Regions from separate parts of the Homo sapiens genome. Here regions 2, 3, 4, 5, 6 and 7 are each linked to region 1. Evidence: chromatin contacts called from ENCODE Hi-C or POLR2A ChIA-PET data. All regions are on one chromosome and are shown on one strand. Each heading gives the region's core, a stretch centred on a gene start or an enhancer-like site at or near the end of the contact. The rest is flanking DNA. Distances are from core to core; before and after follow the strand shown. Region 1 holds the start of SMTN (smoothelin). Region 2 overlaps SFI1 (SFI1 centrin binding protein). Region 3 holds the start of DUSP18 (dual specificity phosphatase 18). Region 4 holds the start of EIF4ENIF1 (eukaryotic translation initiation factor 4E nuclear import factor 1). Region 5 holds the start of OSBP2 (oxysterol binding protein 2). Region 6 holds the start of DRG1 (developmentally regulated GTP binding protein 1). Region 7 holds the start of PATZ1 (POZ/BTB and AT hook containing zinc finger 1).

Region 1 (4,134 bases), core at 911-3,410:
CAGCAAATGCTGGGGCCCTCGTCACGGGATGTTTACTCTTTCCTCGGCTGTAGCTGTAAACTTCCCTAGCACTGTACCGGACTGCCCTTTGATCTCTAGATCACCCCCACTCCCTTGCAGAGAGGAAGACAGAGGCAGGCGGGTATGTCTGGAGGTGGACCCAGGCACTAAGGGCTTGAAGGGGCAGGACCCACACATCCCTTCCATAGGGCCAAGGGCTAGTGAGCGCATGTGCCAGACAGTAAATCCAAGCATGGAGGAACTCACCTGTACCATTCCTCCTAGCCTACAGTAGGGCAGGGAGAAAGGAGGGCATTAGCACAAAGCAGGCCATTCATTGGAGCTGGTGACCGCCATTCAGGCAGGCCCTGAAAATCAGAGGTGGCCTAGGTGTGCCCTGCATGAAGGGGAGGTCCCAAGGGACGCGTGAATTTTGAAGTATTCAGAATTGGTCTTAGAGGGCGCCTGACCCTCGTTCTGGATAATAACATGGCATCTCGCCCAGGTAGAGAAAGCCTAGGACCTTGAAATATGTCCTCCGAAGTGAGCTCTGTTTGCCTCTCCTGCTGTGTAGCATTGACAAGTCGCTTTCTTCTGTGCCTTGATTTTCTTTTTTCTTTTTTTGAGACAGAATCTTGCTCTGTCGCTTAGGCTGGAGTGCAGTGGCACAATCTCGGCTCACTGCAACCTCTGCCTCCAGGTTCAAGTGATTCTACTGCCTCAGCCTCCCAAGTAGCTGGGATTACAGGTGCATGCCACTTGCCCGACTAATTTTTGTATTTTTAGTAGAGACGGGGTTTTTGCCGTGTTGGCCAGGCTGGTCTCGAACTCCTGACCTTGGGTGATCCACCTGCCTTGGCATCCCAAAGTGCTGGGATTACAGGCATGAGCCACCGCACCTGGCCCGTGCCTTGGTTTTCTGATGTGTAAAATGGGACCACTTCTCAGGGGTGTGGGGATGAAATGAAATGACACATGGAAAAGACTCTCAGTGTGGAGACTGGGCCTTTCCTTAGATGGGGGCTGGGGGGTGTCACAGAGGACCTGAACCGGGGCTCTTCTGGGTTAACAGGCTGAAACCACCTCCCCAGAATCCCACATTATAGTGGTTAAAAGCAGGGTCTGGACTCAGAAGGTGCTGGGTATGAATCACAGCTTTACTACTTATCAGCTGTTGTCCTCATCTGTAAAATGGGGCAATAGTCATGGTCTCATGTGCTTGTTATGGGCATTATATGCCTGGTACATGGCAAGTACAAAATAAATGATTTGTTATTGTTTTTATTTGACAGGACTCCAGACCCCATCCTCCCAACTCCACCCACTTTAGTCTCCATGGAGACCCAAGGGCGGCTTTAGGGCCTCTGGCACTGAAGATGGAATAGCTTTGCCTTGTGGATCTGACCTCCTGGGTACCCTGGCTGATTCCTTGTTTGGTCTTGGACATGTCAGCTCTCTCTGGGCCTCAATTTCCCCCTTTTGCTGAATGACAGCCTGGACTCCATATTCCCTATTTAGGACTCCAGCGCTCCTAAAGGCAGACTCTCAGGGCTTGGAAGGTAGAAGCATGCTACAAGAAGGCAATGTCTGTTCAAAGGTGTGTGGGCTGGGGGAGGCGTGCTGTGTGATTGATTCTGCTCCACCTGAGATGGTCCCGGCACTCCAACACAGGGTCAAGGTGCTGCCAGTCACTCAGTCCCTGCTCTGAGGTGGCTCAGACCAGGTGTCCCGAAAGCAGCCTAGGGACGGCGGCCAAGCTTAAACACTGACGCGAGAAAGGGGTGGAGTCGAGGGAGGGGACGTGGTCTCAGGAACAAAGAGGAGGGCGGAGAGGGGCTGTCCTGAAGGCTCTGAGACTCCTACGACCCCAGGAAACTTACCTCGGCTCGGGGCGCCCCCCCCGACTTGGCGCAGAGCCTGCGTCCCCCTGCCGATGCCCACCCGACTCGCTAAAGCCACCGAGGCAGACGACCCCAAGACTCCCAATTTCCGACCTCCCTGGCCCGCGAGGGGCGGGGCCTTCCTCTCGGGGCGTGGCCGTCAAATTGAATTTTCCCAATGGGGCACGAGAGTGGGAGGTACCCAATCGAGGGTTGGCTGGCGCGTCGGGGCAGGGCGGGGCCAGCCGGGCTGCTGGCGCGGCTGGACGGGCAGCTCTCCGCAGAATCCAGGGGACGGTTGCTGAGCGGGCCTGGGACAGCGGGTCGCGGCACCTCCGGCCTGCGCGTGTCTAATCCGTCTGTCGGGTCCCGAAAGAGCTAAGCCGAGCCTGCGCCGGACGGGTGGGCTGGACTGAGAGGTGGGTGTGCGGACCTCGGGGGGGATCCTGGTGCTGCCCCAACGTGTCCGGGGGTGGAACCCGGATGTCTAGACAGGAGTTCTGGAACGTCCAGACCTGGGAGCCCCCACCCATACGAGAGGTCTAAGCCATGGGATAAAGTTATGAGACTGTTGGGGGAAGACGCCCCCGGATTCCTAAGAGACTCCACGCCCCACAGGGGCGCTAGTCTGTGGCGGCAGAAACCCTGGGGAAGCTGCCACAGAATCCTGAGGCCCCTCACAATGTCCGGCGACCCCAGACTGTGTGACAGGGAGATTGGAGAAGAGCAGCGGCAGGGATCTTCTTATAATCCCATGGGTGTCCTAGATTAGGCATTAGGGTCAGCTGCCCCATAGAAGAACAGACATGGGGGGAATCAGAATGTCCGCAGAACCTAAGGCTGGTGACCACTGGACAGTCTTGAAGAGGTTTAACCCAGACAGAGTAACTAGGTAAGAGGCAAGGATCCTAACAGGCAGAGATTGGGAGGTTGACACCTCTGAGCCTACCAGGATGGGAGGGGGAACAAGCAGTGACTTGAACAGGCTGGGACCCACACACCCCAACTGTGTGGAGCGGTAACCCTCACCCCCCACCCATGCACCGTATGGGGTGACTTCCCAAGTGACTGTTCTGAAGAGAGGGAAGGGATGATTGAAAGATGAATCAACAGGAGGTGGGGGGCAGGCCTGGGGCCACACATTAGTCAGTCACCATACATTAACTAAGCATCCACAGTGTGCCAGACCAGGGCCCCTCAAATTCCAGACAGACATTAGTTGGGGCTACAGGAGGAAGGAGAGATCTGCGCTGGGAGGCTGGGCCAGGATTTAGGGGTCCATTTTGATGGGCAGCACTGGGGCAAGATGGGGCTCTTGCCTCTGTCACTGAGAGTGTTCCAGGCCCTTGAGGGCACTTTGGAAGGGAGCTTCGGAAGCCGGAGATGACGAAGATTTTGATTACATCCTTCTCTGCCCTCTAAGTCTTTGGCTTCCTCCTTGCTCAGTGACAAATCCTTGGCCCTCTCCAATCTTCTCAGTTTGCCTGAAATCCAGGGGTTGGGCAGGTCAGCTTCTGAAAGCCCTTCCAGGTGGGGAATTGAATTCTGTATGAATTGGCAGGAGGTGCTGGGTGCCTGGACACCTGGCTTCAGGAGGTCTGGACAGCAGAGCTGGCTCCAAGAATCGGAAGACACAGTGTACCTTCCTATACCTGGGGGAATGACAGTGGTGGTGGCAGCAAGAACTACGGGTTCAGCCCACAGCCAGAAGCTGAGCCTGCGGAGTGGGTGGGGGCTGGGTAGGCCCTGTGGATGGGTGGGTGGGGCAGGAAACTGGAGACTGGAGTGCACCCCCTGGTGGTAAGCACAGCTTGGGTGGGTCTTGCCAGGCCCTGGCTTCTCAATCCAGGTCCCTGCCCTCCCTGTTTTGAGGTTTAGACAGGATGAGAGTCCATCCCAGGCCACACAGCAGACTGGCGGCCAAGCTGGCAGGGCTGGAACCAGAGACCCCCTACCCTGGGTTTGGTGAGTTTTCCAGCAAACCACCCTAGGGCAGAGGGCAGCTTCCAGCCAGGAGCCACATTATAGGATGGGACAGTAATGGACGCTCCTAGGTTAGAGAGGGAAAGTAAGGCACAGAGCCTAAGTGCCTGTGGTTTCTGGAAGCCCCAGCATGCCTGATTCATGTCTGTCCCCTGCAGAATTCTCTGAGCTGGTGACAGGTGCCACAGGCACTGGGGATCTCACCAGAAAGGAACCGACGGAGCTAGGGGCCAGCGAGATGGCGGACGAGGCCTTAGCTGGGCTGGATGAG
Region 2 (4,134 bases), core at 671-3,170, 460 kb after region 1:
GACAGCATTTCACCATGTTGATCAGGCTGGTCTCGAACTCCTGACCTTGTGATCCGCCCGCCCTCAACCTCCCAAAGTGTTTGGATTACAGGCATGAGCCACCGCGCCTGACCTTTTTTTTGTTTTTTCTTTTTTTTCTTTTTGCTGAGACAGAGTCTCGCTCTGTTGCCCAGGCTGGAGTGCAGTGGCGCGATCTTGGCTCACTGCAACCTCTGCCTCCTAGATTCAAGCAATTCTACTGCCTCTCCTGCCTCTGCCTCAGCCTCCCAAGTGGCTGGGATTACAGACGTGCACCACCATGCCCGGCTAATTTTATTGCTTATTTTTATGTGAAATTAGTTTTCCTGAATTTTAGTTTTTAAATTTATATGTCTTTATATATTTTTTAGAGACGAGGTCTCGCTGTATTGCCCTGCAGTGGTGTGATCATAGCTCACTGCAGCCTTGAACTCATGGGCTCAATTAATCCTTCTGCCTCTGCCTCCCAAGTAGCTGAGACTGTAGGCACAAGCCACCACACCTGCCTTATTATACTGAACTTTTAGAGTGAGTCAAGGTTCGGTTAAGTTTTACTAATTTCATAGAACTCCTTCTTCTGTTGTTTTTGTTTAGGGTTCAAAAATATAGTGGCTTTTTTAATGGGGTATCCTGGTTTTGTTCCCTTACCACACTTGGTCTGGATTTTCTTTTTCCTTGTCTCTTTTGACCCTCTCCTGCTCAAATTTTTTTCTACCCGTGGCTGTTTCTCCTCCATATGAAGCCCTGTCCTAGAAGGGTACCCTGGCAGATGAGTTTTGAGATTCCCTAGGGGCTGGACTGCTCTAGCTGTTTCAGTTCTTATGTGAGCCCTCGTGCTGGAGAGGATAAAACTCATAGTTTCAGCTGCTGGTCTTAAATTGGGCCTCTGTACCTTCCAACAACAGCTCATTGGCTATTTTAGGGTTCTCCTGTTGTTAGGTTCCTCAGATGCTACTCGGGGATCCAAAGATTGAAAACTGTGTTGCTACCTCCACTATTTTCCTAAAATCCGTTTTATTTATTTATTTATTTTTTGAGACGAAGTTTTGCTCTTGTTGCCCAGGCTGGAGTGCGGTGGCACGATCTTGGCTCACTGCAACCGCCACCTTCTGGGCTCAAGCAATTCTCCTGCCTCCGCCTCCTGAGTAGCTGGGATTAAAGGTGCACGCCACCATGCTCTGCTAATTTTTTGTGTTTTTAGTAGAGACGGGGTTTCACCCTGTTGGCCAGAGTGGTCTCAAACTCCTGACCTCAAGTGATCCACCTGCCTTGGCCTCCCAAAATGCTGGGATTACAGGCATATGCCACCATGCCCGGCCCTAAAATCTATTTTTTACTCAATTTTATTTATCTATATTTGACCCATATTTGACTGGGAACCTCTTTTCAAATAATGCCTTCCAAGTCCTTGGGAAATGCTGATTGTATGTTAGAAGTACATTGACTCTAAGAGAAAGCCTAACAATGGCTGAAACAAATTGAGATTTGTTTTTTCTGTTTTTTGTTTTTTTTTTTAAAATTAACTTTTTTTTTACCTTTAGAGACAGGGTCTCACTATGTTTTCCAGGCTGGTCTTGAACTCCTGCACTCAAGCGATCCTCCCTGCTCTGCCTCCCAAAGTGTTAGGATTACAGGCATGAGGGGATTTACTTCTTTTTTTTTAACAAGCCACCTGGAGATTGGCAGTTACTGGTATTGCTTCAGCTGTTCAGTGATGTCGTTTTAGACTCAGGCTTCTAGTACCTTTCTAGTTCAACATCCTTAGCACATTGGCCCTTTGTCCTCATAGGTAACACTTCGTAGTTGCAAGATGACTATTCTAGCTTTACACAGGAAGGTGGGGGTAAGGGTGGCGTCAGTTTGATCTCTTTATCAGGAAAGAAAACTTCCCTGGAAGTTCCCCACTGCATTCTGCTTCTGCCTCATTGGCCAGAGCTTTGTCACCGGCCACCTTTAGCTACAGAGGAGGTTTGGAAAGAAATCTTTCTGGCCTCTGTAGTGGATACTTACGAGAAAAAGGGCTTGGCAGTGGGTGTTGGGTTAGCCAGTGACTGCTAGCTAACCTGCTACATTGCTTTAAAACATTCGCATTATGCTGTTTTTCATGTCTTCGCTCTTCAGTGGTAGGCGGGTGTAGAGGAAAGAATACTGGACTAGAATTAAGGAGACCTGAGCTTCGGTTCTAACCCAGGCCCTAGCTAATTGTTTGATCTGAGGATAGTTACGCCTGTAGGCCTCAGTTTTGCAAATTACAAAATGATAGAGTGAGAATATTTGTTTTCTAAGCAGCTACCAGAATTAGAATTCTGATACTGTGTTTCCATTGACTTAGAAATTTGTGAAGGGATAGTTATTTTCTAATATCTATATATCAATATCAAATATCAATCTGTTAAAATCAAGTAGGTTCTTTGTTACTTGGGGGAACATTGGGCATCCTGATCTTTGTTTTTAGGCTTTTTCCATACTGAGTTATTTATTTCTCAATTTTAGGAGTGTTAGGCGGGAATAATATCATACCACAAACTACAGAATAATGCCTTTATGTGCTTAGATAATGTTTTAGCTTTGTTTTTTGTTTGTTTGTTTGTTTTTGAGACCGAGTTTCACTCTTGTTGCCCAGGCTGGAGTGCAGTGACGCGATCTTGGCTCACTGCAACTTTCGCTTCCCGGGTTCAAGCAATTCTCCTGCCTCAGCCTGCCAAGTAGCTGGGACCACAGGCATGCGCCACCATGGCCGGCTATTTTTTGTATTTTTAGTAGAGACGGGGTTTCACCATGTTGGTCTCGAACTCCTAACCTCAGATGATCCACCCACCTCAGCCTCCCAAAGTGCTGGGATTACAGGCATGGGCCACTGCACCCAGCCTTAACCTTTTTTTTTTTTTTTTAAGTACAATTTCCATTTTATTTTTCTCTGGAGAATAATTTTTCTTCAGTCCTTAAGGACACAGTTTCTTAACGGGTTTTAGTGGGAGTCATGGGGCAACGCCTGCAGGTCGAAATGGAGGTGTGGGTATTCAGTCCTAGCAGCCTTCATGAGATTGATTTCTAACTACTTTGCTGTGAATGGCACAACTCACATATTAAGGTAGCTTCATATATGGCTTGGGTAGCACCTAGGCATCAAAGATCCTCACTTCAGAAATGTCCCTGACTGCTGCAGCCTCTACTGTGTTTCAAATGATGAATTTCTCCTGTTTTTGTTAAAGTCACTACATTTGCTAAAATCAATGATGAATTCCTAAACTTTCTTTAACTTGACCTACCAGGTAGCATTAGAGAGTCCATCATTTCCTTCTTCTAGAATACCTTTCTTCTCCCAGGTTCTAGTTACCATCCTCTTGTGTTTTTTCTCCTACCTGTTTGACTGCCCCTTCTAACTCTCCTTTGTTGATTCTTCCTCATCTGAATATCCCAACACCTAGTCTTTGCACTGCTTCTCTAGCTGCCTCACAACCAAAATCTCATTAAATCTCACAGTGATTCTCAGATGTGTATGCCCAGCCAAGACCTCTGCCTTGAAACTCTGGACTTTTACGTACGTGACAACTCCACTGGGTGTCACACCATAGTATGCCCGAAACTGAAATCGTCATCCTCCCCCTCTCAGTGAGTGGAAACTCCATCCTTCCAAGTGCTCAGGTCAGAAATGGTGAAGTCATCCTTCACACCTCTTGTTCTTTCACACCCCAATTTAAAATGCCATATGCCAAAATCATGTTGCTTCAACCTTCAAAATGCATTCAGAATCCAGCCACTTTTCAGACCTCCAGTAGCTACCACCCAGTCCAAGCCATCAGCATCTCTCCCCCGAGTGACTCCAATGGCCCCTCATTGGTCTCCTGCTTCCTGTCTTGCCCCTAGTCAGTATCTTCTCAGGAGGTAGTCTGAGTAAATCAAGTCACATCATTCTGTCAAACTTCCAGTGGCTTCCTGCTGAAAGTAAAAGCCCAGAGTCCTTACTGTGGTCTATAAGACCAACCAACTTTTTGTGTCACCTATTGAGTTTGTTTTTCATTTCTGCTGTCATATTTTTAATTTCCGAGAGCTTGTTCTTGTTCTCTGCATGTTCCCTTTTTAATTTCCAAAAGCTTCTTTTGTTCTCTGCATGTT
Region 3 (4,134 bases), core at 629-3,128, 410 kb before region 1:
CAAATCCTACCTGCCAATGCCCCAGACTCAAATGCATCAGGCTCATTCCCGGAAGGACAGAGAGGGCTGGCTTGCTACAGAGGTGATATGAAGGGCAAAGAAAAAGCCTCCTGAACCCAGATGGAAGTCTAAATGCTAAGGAATGTTCTGGATCCTCGTCATCAGAAAATCCATAGAGAAGTGAACTGATGTCCCCCCAAACCAGTGCCCAGTGGGTAACGGGAATAGAGGAATGTGCTGTTCATTATAGCCACTAAAAGTCTGCAGAAGTGACAATGCTCTTGCAGGTGAGGGTAGTGATGCGAGGAGTCATTTTCATGCTAGTTAAGAAATATCTATCAGGGCTGGGCACGGTGGCTTAAGCCTATAATCCCAGCACTTTGGAAGGCCGAGGCGGGCAGATCACCTGAGGTCAGGAGTTCAAGACCAGCCTGACCAACATGGTGAAACCCCCGTCTCTACTAAAAATACAAAAATTAGCCAGGCGTGGTGGCATGGGCCTGTAGTCCCAGCTACTCAGGAGGCTGAGACGGGAGAATTGCTTGAACCCGGGAGGCGGAGGCTGCAGTGAGCCAAGATCGTGCCACTGCACTCCAGCCTGGGAGACAGCGTGAGACTCCATCTCAAAAAAAAAAAAAAAAAAAAAAAAAGCAATCTCTATCAGGCACTGTATTAGGTGTTGGAGATACTGAAATGTACAAGACAGGCATGGCCCCTTTTCTCAGGGAGCTCAAAGACTAGTGGGAGAAACAGATAGTAAACAGGCAATTACAGGCAGACAGAGCTTGAAAATAGGATAACAGTACCTACCTTAAAAGGATGTTGTGAAATTAAACGAGATAATCCACGTAAAGAGTTTTCTCAGGGCTTGGCATAGAGTAAGCCCTCTCAAAATGATAACTATTTTTCTCGCTTCTGATAGGGAAGTTAAAATGCAGGGCTCTGTGAAAGGGAAGTGTAAAAAAGATTTCTTCCAGGTCGGAGCCTAGGGAGTCGCAAAGACCACCTGAAGAAATCACAAAAGATCTAAAGAACGTTTAGCTTGAGAGGGAGGAGGAGAAAAAAATAGCAACTCGGTAGCAGTTCAGCTTCACCACTTTACAGCCTATGAAGTATTTGGCTTCCCTCATCTGGTTCGATCTTCAAAGCAACCTAATCAGACCGGCGTCTAGAGTTAATATTTCCATTTTACAAAAGAGGAAAGTGAGACACAGCGCGGAAAAGGACTTGTTCAGAACGAGTCATAAAGCAAAGAAGCCGACCTTTATGGTCCATTATGTGTGGGAAAAATGAACAAACACCGCGGGGCGTTCGTGAAATACTAAGTTATAAACATGGAACAAAGTCCAAGAGTTAACGAGAGCGAAGCATCACTTCTAGGGGTGGGCCGGGTAGGTTTCCTAGGGGAGCTGGCATTGGAATAGGCTTCTTCGCCTGCTTAGTGTCAGGACCCCCAGGGTTTTACCTCTCTCCTTCAGGCGGGTGGGCGGGTTCGCTCAGGAAGTAGCCGCTTGGGGAAGCCTTAGGCAAGGTTCTTCGGGAGAGAGACCCGTCATGATCCCGCAGCCTCAATCCCCGCTGGCCTAACGCTTTGGTTTCCATAGCAATGGGCTCGTCGCAGAAAGGAATAGCCTGTGCCGGGTCTTCAGAGAAATCCTGGCCTCGGCTCCACGCCCCTGAGCAGCCCCACCCTGGCTCAACCTGTTACCCGCCCTGCCGGCAAGCCGGGGTCACTGCAGTCCCCGTGGCGAAGCAGGGTCAGCTCAGCTCACCGCACCCCACTCCATCCAGCCCTGCCCATCTCTACGGCAACGGGCCGGGTCGCACCAGGGCTGCAGCCGAGAGACAGTCTCACCGCTTCCGTAGCCGCCCGGGCTCTGTGCGCATGTGCGACACTCCCTCCCCGGCCCCGCCCCCTTATGCGTCTCCCAGGCAACGCGCCGCGCGGGGCTCCAGGTTCCGCCCAGGGACTAACTCCAGGTCTGCGCGCGTCCAACGAGCACGGCTCTCAACCGGCCTCCTGGCGCCCAACGACCATGGCTTCCAACCGGCCTCCGTGCGCCCAACGACCATGACTCCCAACCGGCCTCCAGTTTCCAACTGTTTCTCGAACAGGGAAGCCGCCATGACACAGCTGACTACGCCCTTGGTCACAGGGGACCTGAGATCCTCCACGATTTACGGGACCGGCGCCACCTCGGGCTCGAACCACCCTCTCGATAGGGCCGCCGCTAAGTAATCGGCGTAGGGGTTCAGCCGCACATCTCCTTCCCGCGCCGCGGACCGAGCAGTCGTTGGTGCTCTTCAGGTGCGGCCTGGGTGCCCAGAGCCTTCGTTAGACTCTCGGACCCGCAAGGGAGCCCGAACTCTTTCAGACTCGCTCTCCCTCAGCCGGACCTCGGCCCTTTTTCACACCCCAGGGGAGTCTGGATTTCTCATAGTCCTGGGCACCAGCCCCTTCCCAGTCTAGCTCTTGGGACTCCCTGAAGCCGGAACTCCCTCGCCTGGACTCCCGGGAGAACCTGGAATCCCCATCTCCAGTCCACATTTTCTCAGAATCTGTCCTAGCCCTTCAGTCTCCCAGGCATGACATCGTGTGGTCCCAGCGCCCTAGGTGGTGAGCTGTGACTCTCCTTAGAGCCTGGCGAGGCCGAGGTCCTCCCCAGCTCGAACCCATCCCACACTCCCCTTCTCAGCCTCTGTGTTCCCCAGTGGTCCTGGAAAAGCCCCCAGTTCCCTCTGCCTGGCCCCAATCCTCACAAACCCAATTACCCACGCTCCTTTCCATTCCATAACCCCCATCACTGCATCCTCCAGGCTCCCATCCATGGAGGACTTGAGGTGGAAAGCAATTTGGTTCAAAATAACCATTATTTATTACTTGAAAGGGAATATTTCCAGTCGTTGCCAGCCTCCTCCCCTTCTAGTATTGGTAAATTTTTTGCACCACTGAGTGGGTGAAGAGTTTTATGCGTCTTTAAATGTTTTAAGGATTTTTTTAAAAAAACAAAAAACTCTCAGGATTTGGGGGACTTTTGTGTTTGAGCATCTTGATCTCTAAACCAGCTTTTTCCATCACCTCACACCTAGGCTATGCATAGAGGTCAGAAAAATGTAAATGAGAGATTGAGAAGTTGGATTGTTCATACTAGTTTGTAAATATGAAAACATTCACAACACTCCAGTTCCAAATAGGCTGAAAATGCATTAGAAAAACTAGTCCTTCAATATTTTTTATCCTTCTACAGTTGTCTTTTTTGACCCAATTATAAAAGTAGTGTACACTTATAGAAAAATGAGGACAGGCATGGTGGCTCACGCTTGTATTCCCACCACTTCACTTTGAAACGCTGAGGCAGTTGGATCACCTGAGCTCAGGAGTTCGAGACCAGCCTGGGCAACAGGGTGAAACCCCATCTCTACCAAAAATACAAAAAATTAGCCGGGCTTGGTGGCTCACCTGTGGTCCCAGTTACTCAGGAGGCTGAGGTGGGAGGATCACTTGAGCCTGGGATGTGGAGGTTGCAGTGAGCTGAGATTGTGCCACTACTCTCCAACCTGGGGGACAGAGTGAGACCCCGTCTCGAAGAAATAAAAAGAAGACAAGACAGGCCAGCAGCATAAGTGGCTAGGGACAATCACTGTTAACATTTTGGTGTATTTTGATCAGAATCCATTCATATATATATATATATATATATATATATATGTTACAACATGCTTATACTTAAAAAAGATACATCACAAAAGTTCACTTTTTAGTAACCTGCTTTTTTCTCCCATCTAATATACCACCCGTCTATGTTTCATACACAATTACATGTATTTTATTTTATGACATACCAAAATTTATTCAATTGCTTCCATACTGTAGATTTTGTTTCCGCATTTTAGAAAGAAAATATGAACAATTTTTTTTTTGAGACAGAGTCTAGCTCTGTGGCCCAGGCCCGAGTGCAGTGGCACAGTCTTGGCTCACTGCAACCTCTGCCTCCTGGGTTCCAGTGATTCTCCTGCCTTAGCCTCCTGATTAGCTGGGATTACAGGTGCTCACCACTACACCCGGCTAATTTTTGTATTTTTAGTAGAGATGGGGTTTCACCATGTTGGCCAGGCTGGTCTCGAACTCCTGAC
Region 4 (4,134 bases), core at 992-3,491, 410 kb after region 1:
GCAACATGGCGAATTCCCATCTCTATAAAAAATACAAAAATTAGCCGAGCGTACTGGTGCACGCCTGTGGTCCCAGCTACTCAGGAGACTGAGATGGGAGGATGGCTTGAGCCCGGGAGGTCCAGGCTGCAGTGAGCCATGATTGCACCACTGCATTCCAGCCTCGGCGACAAAGTGACGCCCTGTCGGGTGCAAAAAAAAAAAAAAAAAAAAGAAAAATCCATACTAAGGAAATATATGGATGTGTGCCCAACTAGGATATAACCCTTCTTGTCATCAGTGGTCCCAACTGCTTCAACACTGTTGAGCAAGTTTTATGGGATCCAGCCTGACACATTTCAGGGACCCAGAAATGAATTTACAATTTGAGTCCTGTCAACCTCTTCAAAAACATTCAGTAGCCAACAAGACATGTACTGATGCAAGATCTTTAATAAATATGACTTCCTCTCTCTCCCAAAAGCAGTTATCTGGACAAGCAGTTTAAGCATCTCCAGTTTTTAGCTAGGGGAAATATGACTGAAGCCTTACTTTTTTGAGTCCATATCCAATTTGTAATAGAAAATAAAAAAACAGGATTGAAAAGCCAGTTACCCATGAAAAGCACACTCAAGAGCATTCCTATGGGGAGTCTGCCTCTTAAGGAAACATCAATACAGAGGACACTAACTTTGTAACGCATCCTAGGGCTTTAATCCTCACAGTACAGTATGTAAATCAATAAACGTACCAATTACATAGCTGTTACAGAACTTACAAAGTATACTGATCCGCAATTTTAAAAAAATCTAAGCCTACATTCCCTTCACCTAAAAGCCTCTCAAAGCAAATTCCAGCTTAAACGCTGGGTATCTACACTTGCAGAAAAATGTTCAAAGTAATGCACTACTAAATTTAGTTAATATTTAGTCCATGTAGTGAGTCAGAATGAGATTACCACTTAATAGGAATGAAATAGTTATACAATGTTACTAACTTCGCCACCTAAAAAGAAACACTATTTCATTAGTGGCAAACCTTACTTTTGTATAGCGATGGGGGCATTTGGAGGCAGGAGGCTTCTTCAGGTCAAGGAAAGCATCTCCACTTTCTGTTTCACCCATACTTCTCCTATCCATGGCTCCTTGGTCTACAATGCTCTGCACCTGGAAGATAAATCGGCACAAAATTGTCACCGAGAACAGTAAGTTTTCAGAAATCTTGGCTGTTTCTTCAGAAGCTGAAACTTTTTAATCTCTCAAAACAGCTAGTGTTAAAAACAAGTCCCCACCCCAAAATTATGCTATAAATTAGAACTTGGAGATAGAATCATTGGTACTCAGTTCTCTTTCCTAGTATCCTAAGCATCAACATGGTAAAAAGTAGAAGGTGCCCAATTCAAGGTATATAACCTTTAAGCAGCTTTAACACAAGAGAAACCAAGATTAGTAGCTGCCACCCATGGGGATCTTTCAAGACTGGTGGGGAAGTTTCCCGGAGTGGGGGCAGGTAGAAGACTGGTTAGGCTGGGAACCCGCGAAGTCTGTTGGAAAGTGCCTGTCACTTGCCAATGGACGGCGCCAGCTGCCCCTTGTTATCCGGCGATCAGGGACTGGGGACGGGGCCCGAGCGCCCCTCGCCAGGCCAGCCGCACCTGTGGCCATGTCAGGGGCGCCGATGGCAAGGAAAGGGCGAGCACCGGCTTCAGCTCCGAAACTTGGCTTCCCCGGGCCGCGACCCCAACCCGCAGCCCCTCACGCAGGCCCGGGCCCAGCGGCCTCCTTCGGAGGAAGGGCGGAGACCGTACTCACTGAGGGGCGGCCGGCCGCAGGGAGGAGGGAGGCCGAATCTCCCGGCCCGGGCGCTTCAAGCTGGAGCTAGCGCAGGCCCGCAGCCGTCCTCCCCGGCCCGGCGGCTCGGTCCCCGCCAGCCAGCCCGCCGGCTACCCGCCGGCCGCCTTGCGGGCCTCGCGCCCCTGCCCACCCCCTGCGGGCGCCCCGGCGCCCGCGCTCACGCACGCGACCCCGGGAGCAATGCGCCCGCGCCCCTTCTACACCCGGGAGCACCGGGCGCGCGGTGCCCCGGACCCAGCCGCCACCGCCGCCGACCCTTACTCGGTGCCTCCGCCGCTCGGCGGCCCTTTGCCTCGGCCGCCGCTCCCCTCCCCGCTGCCCGCACCGGTCCCAGCGCCGCTCCCCGCAGCCTTCGCTCTCGCGCCCCCACCCCGACCGGCTTGGGCTGTCTCTCTTCAGCCGCCGTAACTGCAGCCCGGCCCTCCGCCCCTCCTCTTCGGCCCCCTCCCCCTTAATAACTCCCTCCACGCACCCTGGCCCCGGCGCCGCCTTCCCCGCCGCGCGCCCGGATGTGAGGTGGCTGCAGCGGTGCCGGGCGAAAAAGAAGCATCGCCGCGCGCTTCCCGGACGCCAGCCCCTGCGCGGGCCGGGGGGTGGGAAGGTGGTGGCGGCGAGGAGGAGGCCACGGTGGGGATAGCGGAAACCCGCTCCCGTGCGCGCAGGCGGTCGCCGTGGGCAGCCCAGAGGCCACCGCCGCCGCGTTCCCACGCGCGCTGCAGGGCAGAGCGGACGGCACTTGGGACCCGCGACTCGCGGCACGCCACTCTCCCGGAGGCGGTGGCTAGATGGGGCTGGGCTGGCGGCTAGCACGGCCTGTGGCGCGACGACCGCTGTATTTGCATGGTTCGCATAGGCAGAGAACCGTGGGGCTTCGGCAGTGGGAATTTGAGATAGGAGATTGGGGTCTTCCGAGCCTTCCCAGTGCGGGTTCGAACCTCAGCTGTTTTGCGAGTGGCGTGATCTTAGGCAAAGCTGACTTAACCTAAGTTTCGGTCGTGTTTCTAAAATGGCCTCTGTAAATCTATGAGGCTTATGCGCGAGTACTGGTTGCTGCATTAAAAGACAAACTTGTCACGATTGGCTTTGATAGCGATAAAGGCGACTAACAAATTCATTGAAATGTTGTTTCCCTCCGGTAACCTGAATCTGTCCTTAGCCTGCACAGAAAGGGGAAGTGCGAGTGGAGTTGGGGAAATGAGACGGCGAATGTCAAGTGCTTACCACGTAGTGCAGACTCAGGCTGACAGGGGGCCACAGAAATGCAAATATGTGAGCAGTGTGGGTAACTGCATCCTGGGGAGGAAGTCCTATGTGCTGGAATACCACAAGCACCCATTTCTGCCCTGTGGTACTGCGCAGCGTTGGTGTGAAGCGATACATAGGCGTGAAGTCCCGAGAACGCAATTTTCCTGGTTAAAGGACAGCAACGTCTACATTTCTTCCAAGAGGCCTACTTTGTTGGAACTTCACTTCACTTGTGAAATTAGGGTGTTGGGCAGTGAGTGACCACTAACTCAGCTCCCTTCTTGTGAATCTTGGCAACAGAAAACTTTTCGTTTGTATTACTGAATAAAGTGTGTTTCTTACAAACTGTTTTTTTACAGGCAAGAGGCAGAGGGAAACACTTGCACATCAGGCCTGAGTTTGCATTCTCATCTCTGCCACCTCCTACAAGCTATGGAGAGTTAGTCTATTGATTCTTAGTTTTACCTGTGAAATTGCGAAGATGATATAACCTGCTCATGGGGCAGTTAAGATTAAACAGGATAAGGTGGGTAAAAAACCATATATAACCCATAAAGCTGCTGAGCCTTTTTAAGCCTATACAGAGACACGTTGCAGGTGATAATACAGATGTTATTATTTTAACAATCAAGCTGTTTTTGGAATCCAAATTCTTCCTAAAGCTGTGGGAAACAGGTCTAATCCCCTTTAGTGTCTTGGAGACTCCCTGGAGTAGTGGAGAAGGCCCGTTCTTTGAAGCTGCTAAATCCTGACCCTGCCAATTAGTGTGAAACCTGAGCCAGGCATTTCACCACCTGGATCTCCCTTTCCTCATTTTTCCGAAAGGGATCGCAGTATACCTACTTTTTAGGCTTGCAGAGGGAATTAAAGATAACATTAAAAACACTGCTCTGGTTATTTTATTTTGGGGGTGATGAAGTCTTGCTCTGTCATCCAGGCTGGAAAGCAATGGCACAATCATAGCTCACTGCTCCAGCCTCAGCCTCCCAAATAGCTGGGACTACAGGCTCCTGCCACTACAGCAGGCTAATTTTTAACGATTTTTTGCAGAGACGGG
Region 5 (4,134 bases), core at 798-3,297, 390 kb before region 1:
TGGGATTACAGGCACACACCACCACACCCGGCTAATTTTTTTAATTTTTAGTAGAGACAGGGTTTCATTATGTTGGCCAGACTGGTCTCCTGACCTCGTGATCTGCCTGCCTCGGCCTCCCAAGGTGCTGGGATTACAGGCATGAGCCACCGTGCCCAGCTCTGGAAAAGTGTGTTTCTAATAAACCTCCCTGGGGTGATTTTAACAATTATCATCATTATTTTGAATCGGTGAAACATACACACAGTGAAACATACACAGTAAAACATACAAAAGGTTCAAAGTGTGAGTGAAAAGCAAGCATTCCACCTCATTTCTCAGTTGTCCAGTTCTGTCCCCCACTACACCCCAGAGGCAATCACTTTTCCTTGGGGGGACTCACCATGCTGAAGTTTGAGGGTCACCGTCATACATATGAGATAGACCAAGATGGGGGGCTCTCTGCACTCCAGAGCTCACAGCAAAATTGCAGGTAAGACCACCATTCAAAGACAAGTGCCTGAGGAAGGGGTCTCAAAGTCACCAGCAAAGATGCCAGCGGCTCCTGCTCAGTGCATGTCTGCACCTCCTATTTCTAGGACCTTCCAATCTGCTTCCTTCTGGGGACCACTTCACGTAGGAAGCAGTCCCTACACAGGTTATCTTGTCACAAGCAAAGATCAGGAATGGATAGGTGGGTAAGGGGAGAGTAAGACGTGATGGTGAGCTAAGAGGAGTCTGCAGAGAGGTCTAAGCTTGAAAAGTCTGGACAGAAACCCAATGTTCAGTCTTTCCATTTGTATTTCTGATTATTTGTAGTAACCATCAACTTTCGTCATTTGGATAGATTCTTAAGAAAAAAAAAAAATCACTGATGGCTGGGCACAGTGGCTCACGCCTGTAATCCTAGCACTTTGGGAGGCCGAGGCGGGAGGATCCTGGCCTGAGGTCAGGAGTTCAAGACCAGCCTGACCAACATGGTGAAACCCCGTTTCTACTAAAAATACAAAATTTAGCTGGGCATGGTGCGGGCCGTGGAATTCCAGCTACTAGGGAGGCCAAGGCAGGAGAATCGCTTGAACCTGGGAAGCGGAGGCTGCAGTGAACCAAGATCACGCCACTGCATTCCAGCCTGGGCTACCGAGTGAGACTCAGTCTCAAAAAGGAAAAAAAAAAAAAGCGGAAAAAAAAATTCGCTGATGTTTTAACCATTCTGGGGTCACAGCCTCCTTTGTTATGGACCTACTCTGGAAAAATGCACAGACAGGTAAACCTCTGCGGAAGCCTCACAGACTGCCAGCCTACCCAGGGATCCCGGGAGGTCCAAGTTCAGAATCCCACTTTGAGATGTTTCTTGTACTAAAACGCTTGGTTTACAAAAAGTCTTCCCCTATTTGTTTAGAGAACCCGAACGATGTCGTCACTGGCAGCGAAGCGCCTTGGCATGAACCGTAGGCCAGCTGGCTCAGGAGGTGGAGGCGGTGAGGCGGCCACTTGGGGCCACCGCTTCTGGCGGCCGCAGGAGCGACCCACAGACAGGTAATGGCTGCCATGGGGGGCGGGGCGTCGTCTTTAGCCTTTAGCGCCCCTGTGCTTCGTGCGCATTTCGTGGCCTCTGGGTGCCGTACCTGCTTCCCACCCGGCTTTCCTGGGTGGCGGAGAGCGAACCCACCCCAGCCTGGGTTGGGGGAGGGGGCGTCGGCGCAGGGTCCCGTGGGCAGAGCTGCGCTGGGAGCTGGCGGGCTCCGCATTCATCATTGTTCCTCCAGCGCCTGGCACGGCTGGGCCGAAGCAGAGACCGTGGCCTGAAGCGCGCCATCCCCTTCGGAGTTGACCGACCACCAAGCTCTTCCGCCCACAGGTGTTGTCAGAGCTCCTTCCACCGGCCGGACCTAGGAAGGACCCAGGGTCCAAACATGGCCCGAGGCTGGCCGAGAGCACAACAGCCGGCGGGCGCTGACGGGCACGGAGCGCACGGGACCGCGGAGGAACCCGCGCGCGCCCCCGCCTCGCGCCGCGCGCACGTGACTGCGCCCCCGGCCCCGCCCCCGGCCTGCCCCCCGCCCCCACTGGCCGCTCGGCCGCGCGCGGGTCGGCCGGCTCTATGGGGAAAGCGGCGGCTCCGAGCCGAGGCGGCGGCTGTGGCGGCCGCTCCCGCGGGCTCTCGTCGCTGTTCACGGTTGTCCCCTGCCTGTCGTGCCACACGGCGGCGCCGGGCATGAGCGCTTCCACGTCCGGCTCCGGGCCGGAGCCCAAGCCCCAGCCCCAGCCCGTGCCCGAACCGGAGCGGGGACCGCTGTCAGAACAGGTGTCGGAGGCAGTTTCGGAGGCAGTGCCAAGATCGGAACCTGTGTCCGAGACGACGTCTGAGCCGGAGCCAGGGGCTGGGCAGCCATCGGAACTGCTGCAGGGGTCGCGGCCGGGGTCAGAGTCAAGCTCAGGTGTAGGGGCTGGGCCCTTCACTAAGGCCGCATCGGAGCCGCTCTCCCGGGCGGTGGGGAGCGCGACCTTTCTCAGACCCGAGTCAGGATCGCTGCCAGCGTTAAAGCCCCTGCCTCTTCTGCGACCAGGACAGGCGAAGACTCCTCTTGGGGTTCCAATGTCGGGGACTGGCACGACCTCCAGTGCCCCACTGGCCTTACTGCCTCTGGACAGCTTCGAGGGCTGGCTTCTCAAGTGGACCAACTATCTGAAGGGCTACCAGCGCCGCTGGTTCGTGCTGGGCAATGGTTTGCTCTCTTACTACAGGTATGGAAGCGCCAGGGTGGGACATGGGGGTTGGAGGGTGGTGATGCTGCAGGGATGGTGATGGAGGGCCTCCATGGTTGGCGGACACTGCCACTAGTCTAGAGATGTTTAGGGGCATGCATTCCAGCAGGCCAAGTCACGCTTCTGGCCCGCCGCCAAGGGCCGGGGGCCCTGACCTCTGGCAAGGGTGAATGTGATCTGCGGACATGACCTCTGGCAAGCTTGGGTTTTTGGGCAAGTGGGGAGGTGGAGTAAGGGAGTGATCTGGGGCCTCAGTTCCCTTCTGCTTGGCAGTTGTGGGGCTTGGGGCAGCTAGCTAGAGTCAGCCCCTCAAAGTCCTTGCCCTTTCTGGTTCGGGAGCTAACATCATTGTGTGTTTGGGATTGAGGGAGAGAGTCACCTTGTTCAGTCCTTAGGACCCACACTCTTAGGAAGGGCTGCTTATTCTTCCCGCCTGGGGCAGTTACTCCCACCTTTCCTGATGCCTCTGGTTGCCAGGCCTTGGGCTGGGCACCACAGACTCACAGATGTATTGGACACGGTTCTTGGCCTTCAGGAGTCCATCTTGGCATTTTGCGGAGAGCTAGGAAGTGTTTTGCTGCCCTCCTTTCTTATTCCAGACCCAGCACGGGATTCAAAATTAAAGTCCAGTGGTGAGAGAGCTAACACTGTCTTCCCACTGAAACTGGTTGAAAGGAGGTTACTGAAGCCTCCCTTTGCTTTCTTACTGGCTCTTCCCTGGGTCTGCTTCCTGGGGATGGTTGGTTTAAGCCTTGAGAACTCAGATCAGTCTATGCCAGTGGTTCTCAAACCTGAGTGTGCATCAGCATTCCCTGAAGAGCTTGTTGGAACACAAAGTGCTGGGCCTCCCCAATGAATTTCTGTTACAGTGGGCCTAGGGGAAGGGCCTGAGATTCGGATTTTCTAATAACTTCCCAGGCGTGGCTGGTGATGCTGGTCCAGGACCACACTCTGAGAAGCACTGTTTCATTGCTGCACACAAAAGGACCTTGACTTGCTGTTGCTGAAATTCAGGTCACTTCACTCACTTCATTCAGCCAACAGTATCCCTTCAAGTCACCCACTACAGGGTTTTGTTTTTTGTTGTTTTTGTTTTTGAGACGGAGTATTGCTCTGTCGCCCAGGCTGGAGTGCAGTGGTGCAATCTTGGCTCACTGCAACCTCCGCCCCCCAGGTTCAAGCAATTCTTCTGCCTCAGCCTCCTGAGTAGTTGGGATTACAGGCGCCCGTCACCATGCCCGGCTAATTTTTTTTTTGTATTTTTAGTAGAGATGGGGTTTCACCATGTTGCCCAGGCTGGTTTCGAACTCCTGACCTCAGGTGATTCGCCTGCCTCGGCCTCCCAAAGTGTTAGGATTACAGGCATGAGCCACCACACCGGCCTCT
Region 6 (4,134 bases), core at 417-2,916, 320 kb after region 1:
GGGCCCCAAGGTGGGTCCCAGGGTGTCTTTGAGCAGTAAGTGTTAACTTATCTGCAGGCCTCATATAATAGATTTGCTAAGGAGCACCTACTCACAGAGCAGTGATGCCCTTGATATTGTCAGCCAATTAATTCCTTAAGTACTTCAAGTTAGGATAGGCCTGCTGATTTGATTTTATCTGTCTTTTAAGATTGATCTTTGATCATGTCCCATTCCAGCTGGACCTCCTCATCTTCCCTCCTCCATTGCTAATAGTGTGGGATCTAATTACCTCATCATCCCTTAATTTATTTATGAAAAAGGCTGAGGTTAAAGAAAAGAAAGAAGAAACTCTCTTTGGCCCTTTGGGGACCTTCTGTAAAAGCTTTCCCTTCTGTTTCTCCCTCTTTATGCACAAGAAAACCTCCCTTTTTTGTCTCTGGGAAGTTAGAATAGTTCTTGTTTACAAATTTAACTAAATTAAACTTCCCTCCCAGGGCTGGGTGGAGGCCAGCCCTGTGGGTTAAGCCTGGCCTGTCGACTGTGGGTTAAGCCTGGCCTGTCGACTCCCGCTGGAATAATCAATCTATCAAAACAACCCATTGATCCTGAGGCAAACCGCTTTCAAAACCACCACATAGTTCCTGGACGTCCTGGCTTCCTCATGACACTTGGGGAAGAGGAGTCTTTTGAAATTTTAAATTTTATTATTACACAAGTAATACATGGATACATTCGTCTTGTAAAAATTTAACTTCAAAATTCTGTGGAATAAAATGTGAAAGGCCTTTTCTTTGCATCCCATCCCACAGTTAAGAGCTTCTGATGTATTTTTCTGTTTAGGCCTTTAAACTGCACGTTCATACACGTACACCTATATAAATGTACATTTAATTTTAAAAATAACATAAATGGTATCACTACGTAGGTGCCCTTCTGCTAGTTGTTTTCCCATTTAACATGTCCTGGGTAGCCAGTCAGACCACAGATCTACGTTTTAACGGCTGTAATCATATTTCAAAAACAGGATAGAGGCATTATTCATTTATCCATTTTCCTACTGATGGGTGTTAATATAGATTTCAATTTTTTGGTATTACAAACTATGTTGCAAGCAGCAGTTCTCTGGGAATTATCCATTCAAGTATGCACTTATTTTGGGCTCCCCATGTGCTCTACTCGGGGTTCGGAGTAAACAAAACCGACCTAAAAATAATTTTGAATGATAGAAAGGGGGCATTTTCTTTATCCAAGGGGGTGAGGCAGGCTGAAGATGGGTCTCTACTCCCTCCAAGACCATGGAGGGCGTCGGGGTGTCACCCCAGCTGTGAAAAAGGGACCCAGGACCCGCAGATGCTGGCGAGGAACAGGGGTGCGGAGCATGAGTCGGCTTTGCACCACGCCCTGGGGTCTCCAGCACTGAAGCGTTCAGTACCATGCAGAGCAGCTGGGAGCGGGTCCCGCTGGGCGGGGCCGAGCTGCGCGCGACCCTCGGCGCGCTCGGGGAGGCCCAGACAGGGGTGGCCTCTCTGGCCTCCGCTCCCGCGGGCTCTATGACACCGCACTGGCTCGCGGGACGGGGCGGGGTCGGGTGAGGGGGAGGAGACAGCCCCACGCTTTGCGACTCGCGGTGACCCCTACGCGGAACTCTCTCGCGGTAATTCGAAGTACCGCGCCTGCGTGCTGCAGTAGCGCCTGGTGGCGGTGGCAGTTTGCCCGCGGGTGTGTGAAGGGAGACAGTGTGGAGGCCACAGGGTACTCGCCACGATGAGCAGCACCTTAGCTAAGATCGCGGAGATAGAAGCAGAGGTAATGGACGCAGCTGGCGGTTCACTCTTAGTCTGAGCATTCCTTCTTTGGTGGCGTCGCTCCTTCCTGTTCTCCTTTGAGCCGCGTCAGGACCGGGCCTAGATTCCGCGACTTCTCTCAGCGAGGCCCGTGTTCCGACTGCCCTCTGCCACGATTAGGAGTCCCCGACTCTCCTCAGTCAGGGCCCCCTTTCCCCTCGTCCCGCGTCTACGCTCTCGGACTCCCCTTTGCCCGGGCCCGCGTTCCGCACCCCTGCACCTTAGGCCCTTAGTCCGTTCCCCCTCCCAGTGTTTGGCTCCTGTTCTGATGTTGTTTCTTTCCGTTTTGCTCTGAGAAACACTGAATCCTGTCCCTTATTCCATCTCTGACTTGGTCAGATAGTTCAGGATCTTTCCTCATCATCCTTCGCTGCGTCCCCCTTATTCCCCCTTTTCCCAGTGTCTACCCTAATGACCCCCTGATTCAGAGTATTTGCTCCCGGTAATCGGATCTGGAAGTAAAATGACATCTGTGTGGGAGCAGTTTATTCCGCCTGGATAGTGTGTGATTCCATTGCGTGCGGCCCTGAGAGCGCTTTACAATTAGGAAAGTGGTGTCCCAGTGTTAGATGGATCCAAACAGCTGCAAATAGTAGAAAAGGAACCCGCAGACGGGTTTCAGTCTAGTCTGGGGGCACTAATTGGAATGACCTTAATCGTCTTTCCTCTTTGGGCTTTGCTTTGCTTTGTAGTGAGGGAAATGAGCTGGATGGAGGAGATAATGGACTTTTACTCTTTTAAAGCCTGTAAACTGGGTGTGCTAACATTAGTAGGACTTGGGGAAAAAAATTATCCTCTCAAAGCTGGGGGAAGCGTTCACTGCTTCTAATTTATGGCTGTGATTCCTCCCTTTTAGATGGCTCGGACTCAAAAGAACAAGGCCACAGCACACCACTTAGGGCTGCTTAAGGCTCGTCTTGCTAAGCTTCGTCGAGAACTCATTACTCCAAAGGGTGGTGGTGGTGGAGGTCCAGGAGAAGGTTTGTGTTCTTCTTCAATATATATATTTTTAGGTATAATTTTTGTCAAAATAGTACATACATGTGGTTTAAAAATAACTAAAGATGGCCCAGTGCAGTGGCTCAACGCCTGCAATCCTAGCATGCTGGGAGGCTGAGATAGGAGGATCACTTGAGGCCAGGAGTTCAAGACCAGCCTGATCAACATAGACCCCCATCTCAAAAAAAAAAAAAAGTTTTTTAAAAACAGAAAAATAACTAAAGATGTTCTACTAAAGTAGATTTATATTTTCTAAGCATGAATTCTTGAACTGTGTTTATTTTTATTCTGCCGGTTTCAGAGGCAAATGAATATTGTCTAAGTGTACTGTAGTTTTATTTATATCCTGCACTGATACAAAATAGATTTACATGCGCTGGGTGCAGTGGCTCACCCTTGTAATTCCAGCACTTTGGGAGGCTGAGGCGGGAGGATTGCTTGAGGCCAGGAGTTCGGAACCAGCAAAGCCCTGTCTCTATGGGCTTAGAAATGAGGGGTCCCCATAGGTATGAAAGAAGATGTACCAAAAAAAAAAAAAGGCTGGGTGCGGTGGCTCACGCCTGTAATCCTAGCACTTTGGGAGGCCAAGGCGTGGATCACGAGATCAGGAGTTCAAGACCAGCTTGGCCAGCATGGTGAAACCCCATCTCTACTAAAAATACAAAAATTAGCTGGGCATGGTGGCGCATGCCTGTAATCCCAGCTATTTGAGAGGCTGAGGCAGGAGAATTGCTTGAATCGGGACCCAGGAGGCAGAGGTAGCAGTGAGTGAGATTGTACCACTGCACTCCAGCCTGGGCTACAGAGCTAGACTCTGTCTCAAAAAAAAAAAAAAAAAAAAAAAGTATCCTAGCATGGTGGTGCATGTTTGTGGTCTCAGCTACTTGGGAGGCTGAGTTGGGAGGACTGCTTGAACCCAGGAGGTTGAGGCTGCAGTGAGTTGTGATGGCACCACTGCACTCCATCCTGGGTGATAGAGCGAGATCTCATCTTAAGAAAACCAAAGTAGGGCCAGGCGCGGTGGCTCACTCCTGTAATCCCAGCACTTCGGGAGGCCGAAGTGGGCAGATCACAGGTCAGGAGTTCGAGACTAGCCTGACCAACATGGTGAAACCCCGTCTCTGCTAAAAATACAAAAATTAGCTGGGCATGGTAGCACGAACCTGTAATCCCAGCTACTCAGGAGGCCGAGGCAGGAGAATCGCTTGAACCTGGGAGGTGGAAGTTGCAGTGAGCCGAGATCATGCCACTGTACCCCAGCCTGGGTGACAGAGCTAGACTCTGTCTCAAGAAAAAAAAAGAAAAAACA
Region 7 (4,134 bases), core at 646-3,145, 270 kb after region 1:
GGAGTAGGGCTTCTCCCCAGAGTGGGACAGCTTGTGCCGGTTAAGATGATACACATCACGGAAGATCTTGCCGCAGATCTCACAAGCCACCTGCTTCCTGGTCCGGCTCCTCTTTCGGGGGCCGTCGGGGTCTTCAGAGATGGGTAGCCCATTCTCACCCAGCCTCGGAGGAGGAAGGTCGATGTAGCCCAGCTGGAGGCTGGTGACACCGTGCTGGGCCTCGTGCTGCCGGAGCCGGTTGGCATCAGTGAACACCTTACCACATAGACCGCATGGAAGGATGCCTGCCTCCCTCAGGCCCCCTGGGGACCCAAACATTGAGTCCAGCAGGTTGGCCTTCCTTGGGCGGCCCCGGCCTCGCTTGCCAGTCAGGGGAGGGGCACTGGATGCCACACTGGGGAATGGGGAAGTCAGCAGTTGGGGGGATAGGGGTCCAGCCACCATGGGCAAGCGGTCCACCCCAGGTAACACAGGCAAAGAGGCTTGGCCTGCAATGGCTGCACCAGCCGCCCGAGCTGCCTCCTCCTCTGGCTGCATGCTGCCGGCGATGCCATTGCTGTTGGCTGCCAAGGCTGCCCCGTTGGTCATGTCCAAAGGGAAGCCCAAGTCCGAGGTCCCAGGGGGGCGAAAGAGCATTATATCGGCGCGGGCAGGGGGTACCAGGATCTGTACGTTGGACTGTTTGATGACTTCCTGGCAGATCTCGATAACCGACCTCATCAGCAGGAACTTGGCGGCCGTCATGAGTTCGGGAAAGCTCTCCAAGCGCACCACGATGCGGGAAGTGTAGGCGAAGTCCAGAATGTCCCCAAATACCTTGGAGCTGATAGTGTGCATCTCCAGCTCCCGGCTGCCCCCGGCCCCGCCGCCTGGTGCTGCCGTCGCGCCCCCTACATCAGCCGGACCCCCGTCCGCAGCTCCGCCGTCGCCCAACTGGGCGCTGAACACCGACTCAAAGTACTCGCTGCAGGCGGCCAGCACGGCGCGGTGCGCTGGGAAGCTCTCGTCGCCTACCCGCAAGAGCACGTCGCAGAAGCGCCCGCCGTTTTTGCGCTGCTGGTTCAGGTTGTGCAGCATCTCCGTGCTGTGTCTGCTCACCTGGTATGTGTAGCAGCCAGACGGGCCGCACGAAGCGTCGTTCACCCGCTCCATGGCCGCCGCCCCCTCCCACTAGCCCGGCCGCTGCACCTGCCCGCCCCCTCCCTTCCCCTCAGCAGCGAGAAGCGGGGCGCAGCAGACGTGTCCACACTCCCCACACGTGCCGGCCCGAGGCTCTGTAGTCTCGCAGGTGCGCCGAGTGTACACGCCCCCAGCCCGGATCAGACTGTCTAGACTGCGGGGTGCACCACCCCCCACATAGCCAACCCCCGCCCTCGCTGGACTGCGCGCCACTCTCTCCTCTCCGCCCGCCCGCCTCCCCTTCCCGGTCTACCTTCCGGGGGGGTGCGCGAGCGAAGAGGTGCGCCCCTCCTGCAAACGCGCCTGCCACCTCCCCTCCCGCCCGCCAGGCGGCGCCGGCGCGCAGCCAAGAAGGGCACGCGCACGCGGGGAGGAGAAGGAGGGGTCCGCCGCGCAGGCGCGCGCGCGCGCCGCGGCTTTTCCCGGGCCCGCTGGGGGCGCGCGCTGCGTCCCCTGCAAAGCGCGAGCCGGGGCGGGGGCGCCGGAGCGGAGGAAACAAAAGGCGAAGGCGAAGGCGGCGGCGGCGGGGCGCGCACGGGGGCGGTGGCGCGGGCCGGGTCCCGGAGCCTGGAGGGCGGTGGCGGCGGCGGCGGCGGCTGGAGCGGGCGGGCGGCGGCGGCGGCAGAGTAGGCCCTTCCTCAGGCCGGGAGAAGGCGGCGGCGGAGCGGCGGCTGTGCGGCCCCGGGCTCCGTGTGTTCGGAGCGGAGGAAAGATGGCAGCGGCTGCACTTCCTCTTGCACTTTCACCCCTGGGGGGAGGAGAAGGAGGGGGCGATACCAACAACACCCCCCCTCTCGCTTGCAGAAAAAAAAGAAACGGCGAGCTCAGAGTGGGGGCCCCGGCGTCCCCGGCCTTGCACGTGCGCGCCCGGATGCCTAGCCCGGGCCGCCTGGCGCTGCAAACTTTACACTTTCTTTGTGCCGAGCGCCCCCCCCTCACCAAGACGAGGATGCACGTCCCCCCTTCCCTATTTATACACCCCCCCCCCGCAGTCCGCTCCCCCCGCTTCCTGCCCCCCCTCCCCATTCCCCAGATCCGCCAATGCTAGAGCAGCCTGAGCCCCCGTCCGGCCCCCGCCTCCCCACCCCGCCCGCGGGGCCGGGGGCTGCAGTCTCAGCCCCCCCGGACCAATGCAAACGAAGCGCCGAGCCAGCAAACCAGCTCCCACTGCCCCTCCCCTGCCCGCTGAGAGTGGCGGCTAGCAGGGTGGGGGGGCAGGAACTGAGGGGTGCGGATCCGGGCCCCCCAGCCTGCGAAGCGCACTCGCAGGTCGAGCGGGCGTCGTCCACCCTTCGGAGCCCCGCTTTCATGCGTGAAATTCCCAGAAGTCGCCTGCGACCGCCTCCCTGCTTCAAACACCAGAGAGGGCCCGGGGTCCTGGCCGGAGACAGGCCGAACCTCCGGAGCTGCTTCTGCACCCGGTACATTGATCGATCTGATGGGCTGCGCGCCCGGAAGAGCTGGAGAGATGAAGCCAGCGTCCAGCTTCTCCCCCAAACCACAGCACGCCGAGCTTTGTCCCCGGGGAGCGTGAAGTCACCAGCTCCGGGAGGCGACAATATGAGGGCGATGGACGGGGCAGGGACCCCCGGAAGCCCCAGCAATCCTCAGGGAAGTGGGGGTGCCGGAGGAGTCGGGGACACCCTCAGGCCTCTCCAAGCCCGGAGCATCCCCAGCGCCCGCAGCCCTGTGAGACGCCGGGTGCTCTGGTAATGGGCCCTGCCGCCAGGCCTCGGCGCTTTGTCCCCGGCCCGCCCGGGGATGCTACCACGCTAGAGTTGTACACCAAGGTTTGTCTTCCCAGGAAGCGCTGGCGGCTGCCTTTGGGCCGCCTGGCGCGGAGCCCCAGGCTGCAGGCGCCGCGTGTGCGGGCGGGAAGTTCCCACAGTTGCAAAGAGGCAGCGAAGTATGTGTTCCAAACTTTCCACGGTTCCAAACTGAGCGCTTCCATTAAGAGAAGCGGTGTGCGGGGGAAAAGCATTCTGGGTATTAGCATGCAAATGAACGGGCCCGGCTTCCAACTCCGCTCGGGATTCCCACCGCTGCGCGCCGAGCTCGCGCCCAGCCACGCGCGCCCTGAGGCTTCCGGGCGTTGCCCTGGCGGATGATCCGAGTTCAAAATCGAGACCTCTGCCTTCTGGTTTCGTGTCCTGGTGCTTAGTCACTTGGCCTCCCTGAGATTCAGTTAAACTGTTTCTTAACCTGTGCACAGGGACAGCAGCACCTGTCCTGCACACCTCCGCTCTAGGGCATAGTACATGCCAAACTCCTGTTGGAGAGAATGAATTAGAGGCATGAAGAAAGTTCCCTGGACACGAAGCCAGGAGATCTGTGTTCTAAGCCCAGACTCACTGTCACCTTAGGCTAGTGCCTCCCTCTCTGAGCCACAGCTTTCTTGGGCGGATTTTGGGAACTGGCACGTTTTATTTTTGAGAGAGCTGCTGGGAACATCCACAGAGAAAGAGAAAGGGGCCGGGCGCGGTGGCTCACGCCTGTTATCCCAGCACTTTGGGAGGCTGAGGCGGGCGGATCACCTGAGGTCGGGAGTTCGAGACCAGTCTGACCAACACGGAGAAACCCCATCTCTACTAAAAATACAAAACTAGGCCGGGCGCAGTGGCTCATGCCTGTAATCCCAGCACTTTGGGAGGTCGAGGCAGGCGGATCACCTGAGGTCGGGAGTTCTAGACCAGCCTGACCAACATGGAGAAACCCCGTCTCTACTAAAAATACAAAATTAGCCGGGCGTGGTGGCACATGCCTGTAATCTCAGCTACTAGAGAGGCTGAGGCAGGAGAATCGCTTGAACCTGGGAGGCGGAGGTTGCCGTGAGCCGAGATCGTGCCATTGCACTACAGCCTGGGCAACAAGAGCGAAACTCCGTCTCAAAAAAAAAAAAAATACAAAATTAGCCGGGCGTGGTGGCACATGCCTATAATCCGAGCTACTGGGGAG

The links. Hi-C counts contacts between places; a loop is a spot of excess contacts on that map. ChIA-PET counts read pairs that join two places held with the same protein, here RNA polymerase II (POLR2A). Pooled maps may share reads with other maps.
Region 2: a loop to region 1 is called in a pooled map, with 2.7 times the contacts of the local background. The contact joins the enhancer-like site here to the promoter of SMTN in region 1. A Hi-C loop is called at or near these places in 4 of 50 pooled maps. POLR2A ChIA-PET finds 5 or more read pairs at or near these places in 2 of 52 experiments (GM10248 and activated CD4-positive, alpha-beta T cell).
Region 3: a loop to region 1 is called in a map of CD8-positive, alpha-beta T cell, with 4 times the contacts of the local background. The contact joins the promoter of DUSP18 here to the promoter of SMTN in region 1. A Hi-C loop is called at or near these places in 3 of 168 maps with a recorded cell type or tissue (CD4-positive, alpha-beta T cell, CD8-positive, alpha-beta T cell and naive thymus-derived CD4-positive, alpha-beta T cell), 4 of 37 single-sample maps with no recorded cell type and 14 of 50 pooled maps. POLR2A ChIA-PET finds 5 or more read pairs at or near these places in 1 of 52 experiments (K562).
Region 4: a loop to region 1 is called in a pooled map, with 7 times the contacts of the local background. The contact joins the promoter of EIF4ENIF1 here to the promoter of SMTN in region 1. A Hi-C loop is called at or near these places in 8 of 37 single-sample maps with no recorded cell type and 9 of 50 pooled maps. POLR2A ChIA-PET finds 5 or more read pairs at or near these places in 1 of 52 experiments (GM12878).
Region 5: POLR2A ChIA-PET joins it to region 1 with 11 read pairs in PC-9. The contact joins the promoter of OSBP2 here to the promoter of SMTN in region 1. A Hi-C loop is called at or near these places in 7 of 50 pooled maps. POLR2A ChIA-PET finds 5 or more read pairs at or near these places in 3 of 52 experiments (PC-3, PC-9 and WTC11).
Region 6: a map of CD8-positive, alpha-beta T cell shows a loop between it and region 1 (2.2-fold over the local background). The contact joins the promoter of DRG1 here to the promoter of SMTN in region 1. A Hi-C loop is called at or near these places in 2 of 168 maps with a recorded cell type or tissue (CD8-positive, alpha-beta T cell and naive thymus-derived CD4-positive, alpha-beta T cell), 4 of 37 single-sample maps with no recorded cell type and 11 of 50 pooled maps. POLR2A ChIA-PET finds 5 or more read pairs at or near these places in 2 of 52 experiments (AG04450 and H1).
Region 7: a pooled map shows a loop between it and region 1 (16-fold over the local background). The contact joins the promoter of PATZ1 here to the promoter of SMTN in region 1. A Hi-C loop is called at or near these places in 2 of 37 single-sample maps with no recorded cell type and 11 of 50 pooled maps. POLR2A ChIA-PET finds 5 or more read pairs at or near these places in 9 of 52 experiments (BJ, CD4-positive, alpha-beta memory T cell, H1 and 5 more).

Annotation. Positions count from the first base shown.
Region 1 is chr22:31,079,158-31,083,291 of GRCh38, forward strand. It overlaps SMTN (smoothelin), which reads left to right and starts at 2,161. Exons shown (of 21, transcript NM_134269.3): 1 at 2,161-2,299; 2 at 4,022-4,134. The coding sequence starts at 4,102. RefSeq lists a silencer at 2,043-2,202.
Region 2 is chr22:31,535,376-31,539,509 of GRCh38, forward strand. The region is part of intron 4 of SFI1 (SFI1 centrin binding protein); the gene reads left to right. It also overlaps the pseudogene RPS26P59. Among named protein-coding and RNA genes, the nearest start is that of SFI1, 41 kb to the left of the region's middle. Within about 2 kb of position 1,921, at least 2 of the 41 ENCODE cell types and tissues checked have a DNase peak (open chromatin) inside an H3K27ac peak, as active enhancers do.
Region 3 is chr22:30,665,997-30,670,130 of GRCh38, forward strand. DUSP18 (dual specificity phosphatase 18) reads right to left here and starts at 1,879. Exons shown (of 2, transcript NM_152511.5): 1 at 1,466-1,879. It also overlaps a transcript of SLC35E4 not described here. RefSeq lists an enhancer at 1,977-2,366.
Region 4 is chr22:31,487,601-31,491,734 of GRCh38, forward strand. It overlaps EIF4ENIF1 (eukaryotic translation initiation factor 4E nuclear import factor 1), which reads right to left and starts at 2,242. Exons shown (of 19, transcript NM_019843.4): 1 at 2,094-2,242; 2 at 1,023-1,145. The coding sequence starts at 1,118. RefSeq lists enhancers at 1,551-2,174, 2,175-2,797, 3,197-3,256 and silencers at 1,627-1,916, 1,997-2,646.
Region 5 is chr22:30,692,827-30,696,960 of GRCh38, forward strand. OSBP2 (oxysterol binding protein 2) reads left to right here and starts at 2,048. Exons shown (of 14, transcript NM_030758.4): 1 at 2,048-2,727. The coding sequence starts at 2,084. RefSeq lists silencers at 1,721-1,800, 2,185-2,234.
Region 6 is chr22:31,397,938-31,402,071 of GRCh38, forward strand. DRG1 (developmentally regulated GTP binding protein 1) reads left to right here and starts at 1,667. Exons shown (of 9, transcript NM_004147.4): 1 at 1,667-1,788; 2 at 2,683-2,806. The coding sequence starts at 1,747. RefSeq lists a silencer at 1,327-1,606 and enhancers at 1,694-2,599, 1,727-1,776.
Region 7 is chr22:31,344,451-31,348,584 of GRCh38, forward strand. It overlaps PATZ1 (POZ/BTB and AT hook containing zinc finger 1), which reads right to left and starts at 1,896. Exons shown (of 5, transcript NM_014323.3): 1 at 1-1,896. The coding sequence starts at 1,152. It overlaps LINC01521 (long intergenic non-protein coding RNA 1521), which reads left to right and starts at 2,309. Exons shown (of 1, transcript NR_120386.1): 1 at 2,309-4,134. RefSeq lists silencers at 652-721, 1,272-1,691, 2,062-2,131, 2,182-2,401.